Linked DNA regions of Homo sapiens: region 2 is linked to region 1. The links are chromatin loops, found by intact Hi-C in ENCODE. Cell type or tissue: psoas muscle. All regions are shown on one strand.

Region 1 (8,000 bases):
GCAACCACCTGTTCTTGTTTGCCAGATAGAGTGTCTGGCATTAAACTCTTCCACATCTTAATGGTATCAACAGTATGTGACATTATGTCACAAATAGAAATAAAATCGGATGAAAGACATTATTTAAGGAAAATTCTACAATTAAAGGAAAGATTCCCTATTTATTATTCTTTCTACACTGTAATGTCAGGTGATAACTTTTTTGGGGAATGCAACTATGGTTGATCAGGCACCCATACGAGATTCAAGGATCTATTTGGGGGAGGGGGTTAACAAATCTACTATTTGTTCTTATGTTCTTGCCAATGATCATCAACGATACAAAATCTGTGGCAACTTAGCAGGTAAAAATGGTTTGAAGAGCAGCACAGAGGATAACAATGAAATTAACCACATCAATTTCTAGGGCCAGCTGATGACTTCAGAAAATACCACATCAGCCAAGCTGCCCCTCCAGAGTAAATAGATTCATCTTTTCTCAGCAGCTTCAGGCTCCTAAGAATGGGGAGGCTAGAAAATCTAACAGATGACACAAACCTCTGAGGTAAGACCCACACTCACTCATTCTAATGTGCACACTTCATGGCACACCACTGGTCTAGGCCAGGACTACTGAATGTTCAACTGATGGAACTGTCAGCCCAGCCAAAATTACAAAAGGAATAGTTCCACCAAAGAAAATAAGTACTTGCACTTGAATAACCAATACATTCATTCAGAGAACCTTTACAGGGTAGAGACAACTCTTTGCCTCTCTCTCCTTAACTTTTAATAAAATAAGTCATTATCTGTTACACCAAACCATCCTTGTCCTTTTCATTCCAGGGCATCGTCTAGACTGAAGTCATTTTTTATTTAATTTCTATTTCTTCAAATTGAACGGTCTTATATGAACTCTCTCCTTGACTTCTGGAGGTCCCTCCAGGCTCCAAGCTTAGTGTCCAGTCTTCACTTTGCATCAGGAAGAACAAGGTGACAGTGGCATGCTGCTTCCCCAACTGAGTTTCATAGAGCACTCTTTAAAAGACAGCTAGGCCTGATTATCTAGTTAACAACTCAAATATACAGAAAGAAAGAGAAAACCCTATTCTAAGCTTGAATGCTAAAAACAACTTTCAACCTCTCGATTCTGTTCCAGACCACTTCCAAAGTCCTGATAAATTACCCAAAGGGTCTCTGCCTTCCCCTCCCTGCCCTGCCCTTACTCTAGGCCCTGGTCATCTCCCAACCAGATTAGGCCCAGAATTTGCAACCCCTGCTGGCCCAGCATCCAAGGTCCCTCCTTCGGATTCACTTAAACTTTTTCATCTTCCCAGCTACAAACGCTGAGCTCCAGTGAGACCAGGGACTGTGTCCTGCGCACCCCCATGCCCCTGTTCCTCTTATTCTCATTTCCTCCACCACACCTGTGCTCATTATTATACCAGCTACCATTTGCTGGACCCCAGTAGCTGGGTGCCAGCTCTGTGCCAAGTATCTTACACACATCTCACACAGTTCTCAAAAGAACTCTGCTGCTATCCCATTTTACAATGGAGGAAGCTAAGGAAGAGCGGGTTTCATGGGAACATTCTAAAAATACTAGATTCGAACTGCCTCCTGACTTCAGAGCTTTTTATTTTCCGAGCTGTCCGTTTGTGTTGGTTTGCCTCTGGGTGCATTCCCTCAGTCGACCACTCCCTCTATATTGAAACAGTCCTTTCCATTGGCTTCTGTGACACCACGTTTCCCCTCACCTCTCTGGCTGCTCCTTCTCAGCTTCTTTGGAGGGTCTGACTTACTCTACTTCACCTGTGAATTATAGTAGTTCCTCAGGGTCCAGTTCCAAGCCATTATCCTTGTCCCTCTGACCTCGCACCCTAGACATCATCACCGACTCCCATGGCATCGTTACCATCCAATGCTGGCTGCAAAGCTCACAGTTCCAGCTCTGCCTCTCCTTTGAGCTCCAGACATTTCTCTCCTTCAGTGTCTCATGTACCTCAAACTCAACATAACCAAAACTGAACTCGTGATTGCTCCCTCTCCCCACCCCTACTCTTCCCCTAACTCAGGTTCTGCCCTGCTCTCTCTCATCTCAGGGAGAACACCCCTACCTGCACACCTGCATCATCCAGAAACTAGGAGTCCCCTTTAACACTACCCTTCCCTCGCTCTCAAGATCCAGTTGGCCACCAAGATCTTTTGATCCTACCTCCTAAATTACTCTTGAATCCATCCACTCTTCTTCCTGTCCCAGTAAAAGCCATCTTTCCTGTTGCCCAGTCTATTGTGACAAGCTCCTCACTGGCTTCCTCACATCTATTCTTGTTACTTCTTCACTCCACTTCCACTCTTTATATAGCAGTCCTTACAAGACATCCTGCAGCCGGAGTGATGCCTTTAAAATTCAAGGAGAACATTAGCATATGTGCTATTCTATCCTATTTTATGTGCCATTCCATGGCACCCATGTGCTATTCCACGGCACCCCATTGCTCACAGCATAAAATCCCAAACCCTCACCCTGCACAGCAGGGTCTTGCAGGGTTTGGTCCCTGTTGGTTCACCAGCCCCCAGTGCACTTCCTGCTGGCTCCAGGCACAGTGGCCTTCTCTGAAGTCTTCAAAAACTTCTTCCTGCCCCCACCCTTCATAGATCAATTCCCTTCCTCAGCCCCTGCTTCCCTTCTCTATATATCTCGGTTCATAAACACATTCCCAGGGAAGCCTTCTCTGACCCCCATCAGGCCAAGGCCCCTGGTAGAAGATCTCTAGCCACCTAATATCCTTTATAGAACTTGTCATAACTTAAAGACTGGGGATTACTTGATGAATGTCTGTCCCTTCCCCACCCCAACTAAGATGCAGTTACCACGAGGGCAGTCCCTGTGTCTGGGAGCACACTGTCTTCTCTGGCATTGCATGATCCTCACCTAAGGATCCTCGCCTCGCCTCCATAACTTTTGTTAGTGGAGAATGTTCACATGTGCTACAGGTCACGTCAGTCACAACCCCATTCCGTAGTGACAACCACACATGGGTCTTTACGTCATGTTTTTCACTTTTCTATACCATACAGTGCTTATAAATATTCTATCACATGCTGGATTTTAAGCTCTAGAGAGACAAAAAGATTTAGCTTCTCTGAGTTGGGATGTTAAGAAAATAATATTTAGATTTAGCGCCCTTGGTACGTCTCAAAGACTCTGTGAAAAGTATTTAATCTACTATCCCCATTTTACACATGAGAAAACTAACACAGAGAAAAGCAAAATAACTTACACAAGTGGTGGGGCCAAAAATCAAACCCTGATCTGTTGGGCCCAGAGCTCAGGGTCAAGTAGAGCACATGAGTGATGGCAAGGACAGTCTGTGACTCTGCCTGTGAAGTGGGGAATGGAGCTAAGCAGGTTTTGTGTGAATGATCACATAAACCTCCCACTTCTCTATGGAGACTGGTAACACACAGATTCTTTGGCATTACCACGGCCACTTTCCACTCCTTTCAGTTTCTATGTTGGCCAGCTGAGTGATGGGAAAGGCTTTGAAGTCATACTGAATAGGCAGTGAAGATTTAGCTGCCTGCAAGATTATATCTATACGGTTTCTTAACTACATAATATCCAAGGACATCGTTTCTTCTTCCAAAAGCAATTATGTGGTAATGTCACTTGCCAGTGAAACCACCAAGGCCTGCAGTAGTACATACAATTTGTATGTGATGGTTTATGCACAAAGTGCTACGTTGCATTGAAAATTTGGATATAAAATATAATGTTCCAGGCCAGGCACAGTGGCTCATGACTGTAATCCCAACACTTTGGCAGGCTGAGGCAGGCAGATTACCTGAAGTCAGGAGTTCGAGACCAGCCTGGCCAACATGGTGAAACCCTATCTCTACTAAACATACAAAAAATAGCTGGGCTTGATGGCAGGCACCTGTAATGCCAGAAGAATCACTTGAACCTGGGAGGCAGAGATTGCAGTGAGCCAAGATCGTGCCACTCCAGTGTGTGCAAGAGAAGGACTCTGTCTCAAAAAAAAAAAAAAAATAATAATAATAATAATAATAATAATGTTCCATACCTCACCATTTAATTTCATTTGGGTCTGGTTCAGGGCAACCAAATATGCTCATGATTTCCCACCTGTCCTGGTTCAGACCATGGAGTCACCCTCTCCCTTACACCTGGATTTCAAGAAAGGCACACACTACGCTGCCACTGCTAAATAAAGAAAGCCATGTAAACTTTCATAACTTCACTCTAATAGCTGCAGTGACTGCCCCAAGCCCTGAGGACTATTCAAGCCATTTGCTAATGTGTATGTCAATAGTCTCTATTATAGACAGGAAAATAAAGCGCTAAGAAAAAGTATTTCCAATTTGATTCTCTATGGGGCCACATTTCCTCTCATAGATTAATTCTGAGACAGAAAGCAACAAATATGTCCCAGGACAGATAGCTGTATATAACCTCTACTCACCACGTGGAATGAAACAGCATTCAGTTAGACTTTTCTACCATTTAACAATTAGTTTCAAAGGCTTATGGAGTACACGAAAGTGTGCTAAATTTATAGGAGAAGATGAGGTAGAATAAATAGGGCTCTTTCCTGGGTGTCAGGATCTTACAGTCTTAAAAAGATAACAGATACAAATCACTGTAATATGAGGCAACATAATTACCCTATATTTAATCAGCTAGTAGCAGAACATCTTTAAGTGTCATGTAAATGGGAAATATTCCTTACATCCTTGCTCAAAGCTCAGTCCACAGACCAGCAGCATCAGGGAATCATCTGGGAGCTTGTTAAAATGCAGAATCTCAGTCACCCCCCACCCTACACCTCCTGAATCAGAATCTGCACTTTAATCAGATGCCCAGATGACTCAAATGCTCAACAGAATTTGGAGAAGCACTGCTGTACTTATTTGGTACTTAGTCACTCCTACCAGGAACAAACTTGATGGAGGCTGACTTCAAAACAGGGACTTGGATTTTTATAGAATAAATGCTTAATACACTGTTTTAAAGTGAATCTCTAAGGGATTTGTTTTAGGATTTAAATGTACAAAATATGATTCAAAAGCTCAGCAAACTACATGGTCCTGCATTTTAATATCCTGTAAGTACTCAGACCCTTGCCTGAAAGGCTAAAGGATTTAAAAATAAAGCTCTATTCGTAGAGGTGAGAATATTTCCTTTTAATGTGTATTAAATTGACCTTGCAGAAGCCACTGGAGGAGACGGAAACTTTTATCCAGAAGTTCAACTTGGTGATAATTTTTTAGAGGGAGTGCCACCATAGGAAACCAAGATGGGATTTCTCCCAACTTAAGAAGAGCTGCTGAATCATAGAATCATAAAATTTGAGCACAGAACAGATCTTAGAGGTTATTCTCTCAGCTCTGCTTCATTCCCAAAGAAAATCATTCTGCAGTACTTCATATCTATAGTATCTTTATCAAATGAGTTCCAAATTATTCATATTCACCAACCAACCAATCAACCAACTTACATATACTGTTTGATCTTCTTCTGATACCTTCAAAATGCTATGATATACTTGTTCCTTTACAAAGCCCATAGTTTAATGAAAGGAAATAAAAGCTCTTAGCAAATAAAGTTGTATTAGTTATGTCCCATGAGATGCACAGTGAAGAGATGCTTTAGGAGGAGAAAGGGAACCATTGAGACAAGGTGATCAGTGAGGGCTTCATACAGCTAGAAGAAATCTTGGAGATGAGCAGTCCCAGGTCTTCCTTCATACTAAGGAAACTGAGGTGCAAGGGGTTAGGCATGTGGCCAAGGTCATAATGCAAGCCTCGGGCTGAAGTAGAGTCAGAAACCAGGTCCTGACTAATTCCTTCTACCATGCCACACAACCCCTCATCAGTGTTGGCTCTCTAAGGCAAAGCTTGCTAGTTGTCCATTGAAACCCATTCTCCCCTTTTTCTGTAACAACAAAACCCTAATCTGGTCATGGGTTGCCTACCTGCCCTAGTTTTCTAGTCTTTTGCAGTTAGATATGGCCCTGTGACTATGTTTTTGCCAATGAAATGTTAGTGGAAGTGATGTGCAACTCAGGGCCCACACCTGAAGAGAGTAAGTTTGCCTCCTTCACACTCTCCTTCCTTCCCACCAACCATACCCCAGACATCAACAATGCCCTACTAGGTGGCAGAGCACAACTTCAGAAGGACCCTGGATCCCTGAATGATTTGTGGAGCAGAGCACCTACCAATTTGGAATGCTTACCTCACACTTTTATCTGAGAAAAAAAATAAACTTCTCTCTTCTTTAAGGATCTCAAACCAATATAGTATATAACCTATGTAATATAACTAGAGCGATGTTAAGCGAAATTGTCTAAGAAATACAATAAGAAGTATGATGCTTTCCTATTTAAATAAGAAGTACCTGTTTGCATTGACTCTTTGACCTGGCTCAGTGCCTTGCACATATGAGTAGAGAGAGAGATTTTACAGGACACTTAGGTACTACGCAATTTGTTAAGCAGTTTACATATGCATTAAATTATTTAATCCTTACAACAACTTTATGAACTATTGTCTTCAATTTACAGATGAGGAAAATATACAGCTTAGAAGGATGAATTAATTAAGTCATATAACTAGTTAGTGTTGAGTAGAATTCAAACCTAGGTGTTACTAGCTCAAAAGGTGGTACTCTTGTCTAAAATGCTATCTTCCAAAGGGTGTGTGTGTGTGTGTCTGTGTGTGTGTGTGTGTGTATTTTGATGGACAGAGATCAAGTGAATGAAATTAGCGTGGCAGGTAGATGTAGTGACCAAAATGCTGGACTGAGAGACAAAAGACCAGGGATTCTCACAGGTTATAACTCTGGGAAAACTATTTAGCTGCTCAGGAGCTAAGTGTCCTCTAGAGTAAAAGTGTTACCTGAACCATATGATCTTTAAAGACAAGCTCTAATGGTCTGCAGCAAATGTGCAAAGACCCAGCTGTCCCTTATTCACTACCACCTATGCAACCACTCTACTTTCAAATCAACAAGAGAGAGGACCTTGCTAGAGAGATAGGTTAGTAAACCTATTTGAGTACGGCAACACAGGAACAGTACAGTATGAGAGTTCAAACAAGCAGTATAAAACAACCACAGTACACACAGAAACTCAAATGCATGGAGCTTCAGCATGTCATAGGTTGTTTACTCTTTTTCCTGTTCAAATCTAGTTTTCACTTTTTCTTCAGCAAAGGAAGATAGTATAGTCATCCCCAGTATCACGGGAAATTGGTTCCAGGACAACCCTTGGATACCAACATCTGAGGATGTTCAAGGTAATGATATAAAATGGTGTAGTATTTGCATGTAACTATGCACATCTTCCCATATATTTTAAATCAACTCTAGATTATTTATAATACCTAACGTAACATAAATGCCATGTAAATAGTTGTTATATTATTTAGGGAATAGCAACAAGGGGAAAAGTCTGTACATATTCAGTAGAGATACCTTTTTTTTTAAGTGAAAGCAAGTTTATTAAGAAAGTAAAGGAATAAAAGAATGGCAACTCCATAGGCAGAGCAGGCCCAAGGGTTGCTGCTTGGCTATTTTTATGTTTATTTCTTGATTATGTGCTAAACTCATGAATAATAAGGGGTAGATTATTCATGAGTTTTCCAGGAAAGGGGTGAGCAATTCCAGGAACTGAGGGTTCCTCTCCTTTTTAGAGCATACGGGGTAACTTCCTGATGTTGCCATGGCATTTGCAAACTGTCACGGCACTGGTGGGAGTGTCTTTTAGCATGCTAATGCATTATAATTACAGTATAATGAGCAATGAGGACAATCAGAGGTCACGTTCGTGGCCATCTTGGTTTTGGTGGGATTTGGCTGGCTTCTTTACCACATGCTGTTTTATCAGCAAGGTCTCTGTGACCTGTACAGATATTAATGCAATTTTTAAAGAATATTTTGGATCTTCAGTTGATTGAATTCACAGACACAGAACCCACGGATACAGACGGCCCAC
Region 2 (8,000 bases), 560 kb before region 1:
ACAGTTAAGAGTACAGACTTTGGAGACCTGGTTGATATCTGGCCTCTGTGAGTCTTTGGGGGTAGTTACTGAACTCTCTGACTAGCATGTATAAAACAAAGATAATTCTTCCTTTTTCATAGGTGGCTAAGAAGATTAAATGAATGACATAGATTGAATTGCCTAGTATAGTATCTGACTTGTAGTAGGGTGTAATTAAATAGTAGTAGCTGTTATTATTTATTACAAGTTGTTTTCCCATAGTCACCCAACTAATCAGTGCTAGATTCAAGCCTCTTGAATTCCATGGTATCTATGTCCTTGCTACTAGCTTCTTTCGGTGGCTGGTCTTAAAAGCGAAATCATTGCTAAAGGAAATCTTAAAGTAATAGAGTATTTGCGATTGATGACATTTTTCTTTAAGAACATTCTCATTAATAGCTTGGTCCTTATCAATATCCCTCTTTGATGATTATAGTTTAAAAAGGGATGTTACCATTTTATCCAAGAAATTCCTTATGAAGCCTTTTAAATTCATCTTACTTGAAGTCTTTGGGGTGGATGCCTTTTAATAATACTTGTTTCTCTGTGTTCCAGTGGGATGTCAAAATACATGTCTCTGGATGCTTGAAGGATTGGGGAAGAAACAGGAATAAAACATTAAATATAATTTACTATTAAATCAGGCAATCATTAGTTACTAGACTTTGTCAACACAATTTTGTACCTTTTCAGTTATATATGTCTAACCTGTGGGTTGAATGTGGAGATGAAACACAGAAAGCAGGGAACCTACATTAGTGCACATGACACTATTTTAGTCTGGACCCAGGATTTAATATCTGCTCTCCTAACTTCCTACTCAGGTTCATACTTAGGGGGAGAGTTACAAAATTACCAATATGTTGACTGCAAATATTTTTCAAACAGAATTTGGCCTGGAAAATAGAAATTTATTGACTTATTTTAATTCCATAAAATCTCCTCCCTGAAATATAAGACATCAGAAAAATATATAACTTTAAAAAATGAAAACAATCTTCTTAGATGAAATAGATGATAGATAGATAGGTGATTATACAGAGATGAGAAAGAAATGGAGTACGTGTGAACACAATTCAATAGCCCCTTTAGTGAAAAAAATTTCCACAGGTTGCCACTGTAATACAGCATATCAATATTCTTTCCTGATGAAACAAGCTGGGGATACAGAGTTAAGCCTCTATTAGGAAACAGAGAGGCTCAACAGATCCATTATGGATTTTATTTTCCAGCTTGATTATCCTGAGCTCTTGGGAGTGCTACCATGACCAGCGCTGCATGAATGAAGTTCTTGTCCTTCCCTTTTAACAATCTGGACACATTCTGACTTCTAGATTGTTTCATAGACTATTTTACAGTCCCACTTTGCATTTTAAATGGAAAAATCCCTGGGTAATTATGCATCTCTCTCCTTAAGACATGTGAATAACCACTTCAAGGACTTTGTTCTCTCTAACTTTTAGTGGGATGGAAACTATGTCCTTATTTTCTTTTGAAAAGATGCCAGCATATTGAGCAGGATGGAAACAACAAACATACTGGATTTAACAATGTAAGTATTTTCAGCTATTTTTTCAGAAGGCTTACTAATCCTTATTTTTTTTATTTTAGTGACATTACTCCATTATTTAATTAGATTTTCCTCAACTGGCATAGGCTGTGTCAGGCATTTATTTTTACCCCTGATTACAAGTGAAAAAAATTGATGAAGTAACTTGCCCAAGGTCATTCGATTTGGTATTTGATGGAGCTGGGGTGAGAATATGGGAGATCATGAGGATTCTCATGATCTTGTTATTTATTTTTAAATGTGATTTTGTCACTTCAGACATAAGCTCACCATTTATTCAGTTACCTAAATCTTTTTTTTCTTTTAATTGAGACAGAGTCTCTCTCTGTCACCAAAATCTTAAAACTCTCAATGGGGGTTTGGATAAAAAGGGAATTCCTCAATAGGAGCATTGCATACTCTTAGTACACATTCACGCTCCATTTTTTAAATCATGTCTATCACCTATCCCTCTATCTATCATAAAAAAATTCCTAAGGGGAAAATTCCCATCCATGTGCTTAAGAACTTGAAGAACATAAAGAACATAAAAACAGGCCATATAGAAACAACCAAACGTTATCAATTCTGCAGACAATAGCCATGAAAAATCATTCCAGGCAAGATTTGCTAGGTACCAAAAGAGAATGTGAGGCTTTCTGAACAAGGCATCCAATAAGGGAAACTTATTTGTGTTATTGATCCAGAAGGTGAAGAAAAGGGAAAACAATATACATATATATATGTATATAATAAACATATATTTTTCTAAGTGAGAATGTCTGTTTAATTATCATTGTGGTCATCATAAAACATTTTACATGGCTTATAAAATATCCCAGGATTTATGGCCACTTCAGGCTCAGAGCTTCCAATCATAATGGGAAAGAATTCTGTTAGTTCTGCAGATGACCATGAAGAATGTGGGGTTGGGAAAAGGGTGACTCATCCACTCCTCTGTACTGCAATAAATCAATACTGTTTAGGGTGGTTTCAAAATTCATGTTAGAATTAACTCACTCTTAAAGTGTTGCTTTCAAAACCACAAAGTCTGGTGCATTAAACTATACTGGAGAGAATGATTTAAATTTAGAATCTAACTGAAACGCGATTGCTATCATTTATCACTAGTATCTATATAATTTTAATGGTCTGGCAAAACTAGGTATAAACATTGAAAGCATTACAAACTGAGCTGAAACAAAATGATTTATCCTTCTCATATGGAATAGTGAAAAGTCCTTTGTACAGTTTATACTCCCATTCTAATGAACCCAGAATACTTTCAACTGATGTTCAATCCTCATTGAAAGATTTGAGTTTTCAAAGATAGCCTAAATTCCTTTACATTTCAGGAATTTAGAAACTTTCTGAGATCATGGAGACAGTCAGATAAACCTATTAATAATGCTCCTTGGTCCAGATACACACATCTCATGCTGGGTTTTATGTTTACCTGTAGAATATCTTCCATACCAGTTTTCTTGTAAAGGTGGCAGCTGCCCTTCCAAGGCTTTATTCTGGTCCTGCAGTCTTGCCAGTGAATATGAAGTCTTTTCTTCCAAATTCTGATTGAATGCAAAGTCCACACGGCCAGCCGAGGGAGTCTCTACCTCTTTGTTTTGCAAAGGTGCTACTTTGATCACCCTAAGGTGAGTCTTAGAGTGACTCAGGCCCATTTCATGTGAAAGACATTCAGAGGAAAGCTGCGAGGGAAGTGGTTTTGGGGTCTTTAATATAGCTTATTTTAATCAAAGCATTTCAGAAGTTTACCCTCGCTTTACAAAGCAGTCATTTCCTTCATGGCATCCTTCTAGCTCTGTTTCACTGCACACTAACCCTTTTGGCCACTTCCTGGGAGGCTGGTTTCCATGGAGACTTCCCTTCAACTTTGCCGTTTCAGACCCAAAGAATCCAGTTAAACATTGACTTGGTTATGCTACTTTCTGAAATACTCAGTGATAGGAATAGAAGCCACTGTTGATCATTAAACAAATATCGAACACCAGGAAGGTTATTAACAGAGAGAGATGTAGAGCAGAGGTTTAGAGAAGTCTTAAACTTGACCCTTTCATTGCAAGTACCTTTGTAAAAAAACTAACTGCTGAGAATAGCTAAGCCATCTTTGCAATTAAGAGGATGCATGCTGATTGCCAAGGCTTTGTTAATCTTTAATTTAATTAAAGAATTTATCCCCCAAATAGGAAAGAAAGCAGCGGAGCGGCTAAAGCGTCATTTGATTTTTCTGTCGATGACTTGAGTTGCCTTTGAAGGGGGTGAATACATTGCAGGACAGGAGGATAATAGAAATTTTTTTCCTGGGGATAAGGGGAAAAAATTCTTGAATAAATGGTCTAAGTAAACCTTGAGTTTTTGAAGATAACCTATTTACTATGTTTTTAAACTAAATTAAATTAATTTATTTATTTTTGAGACAGAGTCTCACTCTGTCACCCAAGCTGGAGTCACCCAAGCCCAGCGATCTTGGCTCACCACAACCTCCGCCTCACCAGTTCAAGTGATTCTCCTGAGTCAGCCACCCAAGTAGCTGGGATTACAGGCACCTACTACCACCACACCTGTCTAATTTTTGTATTTTTTAGTACAGAAGGGGTTTCACCATGTTGGCCAGGCTGGTCTCGAACTCCTGACCTCAAGAGATCCACCTGTCTTGGCCTCCCAAAGGGCTGGGATTACACGCATGAGCCACAGTGCCTGGTCTATTATGATTTTTAAAGTAGAAAAAAAGACTGGAAGGAAATGTGCCGAAATATTGAGTAGTGATTTTTGAATGGTGGGATTATGGGTGATTTTTATTTTATTCTTTATACTTAGAAGTGGGACTAACTTTCAAGCTCTAATTGTTCATGAGCACAGATTACTTGTGTTTTCATCACATCTCCATAAAGAAATTAAAAGAAAATTTATTTTTCATCTTTGCAGAATCCATTTCCTAAGGGACTAAGGTGATGTTTGGAAAGTCTTGGTAGACAATCACGTTTATCTAAAAAGATGCCTGAATTTAGTTTTTTCCTTACTCTCTTTGCATTTTCCACATCATTTTCTCTGCAGCAGAGAGGTTTATAAGTAAAGACTAATATATTAACAGTATCTGCAAACACAACAGCCTCTGGTAAACAGACTAGCTTAATTACAAGGATAATAATACTTGAGTAAGGTCTAGTAAGATTTATTTTTTAGTACAATCAGTTTAAGTATTTCTAAGGGCAGGGGAATGTATTGCGAACTAACAAATGAACTAGACATTGTACTGAAAACTGTGGACTTCATGGATCTGGACCAGTAAGAGGGATTCAGCTCTTATGTTTTGTTTTATTATTATTTAATTTTCAGACAATATTTGTGGAGAACATGAGCCTTTGTTGAGGAAATTGGTTAGTTGTTGAAGGAATAATTAAAGAAATAAAGATGCATTTCTGTGCTTCTTTCTCTTTTCATTACTAGTGACTATCAAGCTTTGTGACTTTCCTGATCTGTGAAATGGGGTTAATAACAATACTTTGTGGGAAATGAACCTGATTCCATTTATAGCTCTTAGACTAATACCTGGCATGTAGTAAGCTCACAGTAATCATTAGCCAGTATCCTCCTCCTCTGAGGAAGTATTGCTACATATCTACATGTACATAGGATAGTCTTTATTGCCAGTTGGTCAGAAATTAAAATAGACATATTCCTGTCTAAAGGAGTTTGCCCCTAGGTATAGAAAAGACCAACGAGGGAAGCGTAAATTCATCTGGCCAATTTAACTGGGAAAACCACCATGTCTAAGGATTATCATTAGAAAATATTCATACACTGAAAGGATTTTATTAAAATTTGATAGTGAAACATTTTAATTTTATTAAAAGAGAAAAAGAGTTTAATTTCACTGATAGAGTTAGATATAAGATGTAATTTCTTATTACCAGAGTTGTAAAACATTAAAAAGCTCTCACCCAACTAAAACCTTGACTACTTCCCAAACACTTTGTGATACTTTATAATGACCACTCCCTAGTTCAAGAATGACTATGACTATACGTTATTGTGTGTAAAAATGATAAAACATGCTGTTATTTGTAACAGTCAGAATTCATGAATATGGAATGAGAATATTAATTTATAAAACTCTTAAGATTAGCTAAACTTTTCTAAAGCTGAAGGTAGCATCCAGAGAAAAATGTACTAAGAGAAAGTGGCGAGGCCCCAGAGGAGATGGAGAGAAGCAGGAACTCACAGCCAAGTGTACTATTTCTGCCAGGAAGAATCAAAGCCCTCAGCCTGGAGCATCTCCACAGGCAATGTGACCTTGAAGTTCCCAAGAAATAGCCGTGTACAAGCTCCTGGTGCTTGGACCTTTCTTGCCTTCTGTAGAAAATGCCTTCCTTCAAGACACAGAGTGAACCAAGCAATAAGGAGAAGGCAAAGTATAATGTCTATTTCAAAATATACATTCATTTTGAAGTTAAAAATCCTAGCTTTTGTTCTGGGTTCACTCCTAACTAGCCTTGGGGACAAAACTATTAAGGAATATTGTTTAGTGAATATAAGTTCTATAGAAACTCAATACACATTCATTATGAGATATGTGGATTTTTCTGCTCTCTAATAAGAGAAAGTTTTACACTTGAATGATGGGAGGCAAGATCCAGGTCTTTAAGTGTGAGTCTGCTATCATACTTAAGAGAGTAGGTGCTCTCTAAGTTTCCTTACAACCTCCTATAGCTTGATTTACACTGTAATATCTATTTAGAGCCAGCATAAGGAGAGAAGCTTTCCTTCCTGTGTGGAAACATTACCTACCTTTTTCCATCAGATTGTGATTTGATAGCTCTTGCCTTAGTTTTGATGGATTTCCCAGAGTCATCTACAATCTCTTTCCCCATACCTTGGTAAGATGACTGCCTGGAGATAAGGAAAATGCCTGGGATGAACAAAGACATCTATTTTCTGCAAGTAGCTTACCAGCTAACAGGAATTCATGACTGCAGTAGCACTATGTTCTGAGAAGCTACCTAGAGAAAACCATGCAAACACTTGAGGAATAGTAAATCTTAAAGTTTAAACAACCTAATATCGGATAAATGAGTTTCTTTTTTTAATGAGCTGTGGGTAATTTCGTTTGGATGTTTTATATTAAGCAAGTGACAAAGGCTAAGGTGATATTCCTTAGGACTGGATGGTGGTAGTCTGGAGTCGGGTTGGTTAAATTGCCTTTTGATCCTTCAGCATACGGTTTTCTTGGAAAGGCTTCAGAAGGGATTTAAATCAACATGTGTATAAATATTCCATACAGTTGGACTTCATTCAGTCAGTGGGGCTTAAATTCTAAATGTTTATAGGTTCTTAAATTAGGCTTCTAATAAAGTTACAGCCTTTTTCTGCAATGGATCTGTAATGGATAAGCAATCACTGGAGGCTTTTCAGCAGCAGTGTGAATTATAGGTTTGCATGCTAACTAAGCAGAGTTGATGTATGACCCGAACCTTAATTTTCCTTCCAGTGATTATTTTCCTCCCGATTTATTTATATATTGATGTAAAGGTGACAGTGTAATCAGACCTACTGGGTTTGGAAGTGCTCAAGCAAAACAAATGGAAAAAATGTTAACTGAAGCGTCTTGTATAACCTCTTCCATGAGATCAGTTGTATACGATTTGTCTCTTTACCCTTTGAATGCAATCTGCAAGTACATCATTGAATGAAATGCTAGAATCATGCCTTCGCACACTATACTACTCTGAAGACAGCCAGTGCGTGGGTTTCTTAAAATGTATTGCCAATGGATTTAACCTAGATAAAATAATATTTGTATATTGTATCTCTAAAAGGAACATCAACCTTTGGTTATCATAATCCTTTTTATCTTTTAAATTTTTATTTTATTTTAAGTAGACAAATACCTGTGAATGTTTATGGGGTACAGTGTGATGTTCCGATACATGTATACCTTGAAAATGATTAACTCAGGGTAATTATATCTATCACCTCAAATATTTATCATGTTTTCTTAGTGAGAACACTTAACATCTTCTCTTTTAGATATTTTGAAATGTACATTATTAACTGTAGTCACCTTGCTGTGCAATAAAACACAGAACCTATTCCTCCTAACTGTAACTTTGTACCCATTGACCGATGTCTCATCTCTCCCTGCCCACCCCCTATTGCCTAATCCCCCAACTCCACCTCCCCATCCCCAGCCTCTGGCAACCACCATTTTACTCTCTACTTCTGGGAATTTGACTTTTTAGATTCCACATACAAGTGAGATCATGTGGCATTCACCTTTCTTTCTTTCTTTCTTTCTTTCTTTTTTTTTTTTGAGATAGAGTTTTGCTCTTGTTGCCCAGGCTGGAGTGCAGTAGCGCGATTTCCACTCACTGCAACGTCCACCTCCCAGATTGAAGCAATTCTCCTGCCTCAA

Evidence for each region. Hi-C counts contacts between places; a loop is a spot of excess contacts. Peaks named below come from ENCODE experiments on the same cell type or tissue, not always from the same donor. Only the 100,000 strongest peaks of a DNase experiment are listed, where the experiment ranks them.
Region 2: a loop joins it to region 1, with 3 times the contacts of the local background. A loop is called at or near these places in 4 of 110 quality-filtered maps.

The regions. Positions count from the first base shown.
Region 1 is chr14:58,050,853-58,058,852 of GRCh38, forward strand. The region is part of intron 5 of ARMH4 (armadillo like helical domain containing 4); the gene reads right to left. Among named protein-coding and RNA genes, the nearest start is that of ARMH4, 97 kb to the right of the region's middle. In psoas muscle, no CTCF peak of the experiment used is centred here; no DNase peak of the experiment used is centred here.
Region 2 is chr14:57,490,467-57,498,466 of GRCh38, forward strand. CCDC198 (coiled-coil domain containing 198) reads right to left here and starts at 3,391. Exons shown (of 6, transcript NM_018168.4): 1 at 3,027-3,391; 2 at 523-605. The coding sequence starts at 3,249. LOC105370519 (a long non-coding RNA gene) reads left to right here and starts at 569. Exons shown (of 5, transcript XR_007064194.1): 1 at 569-1,573. In psoas muscle, no CTCF peak of the experiment used is centred here; no DNase peak of the experiment used is centred here.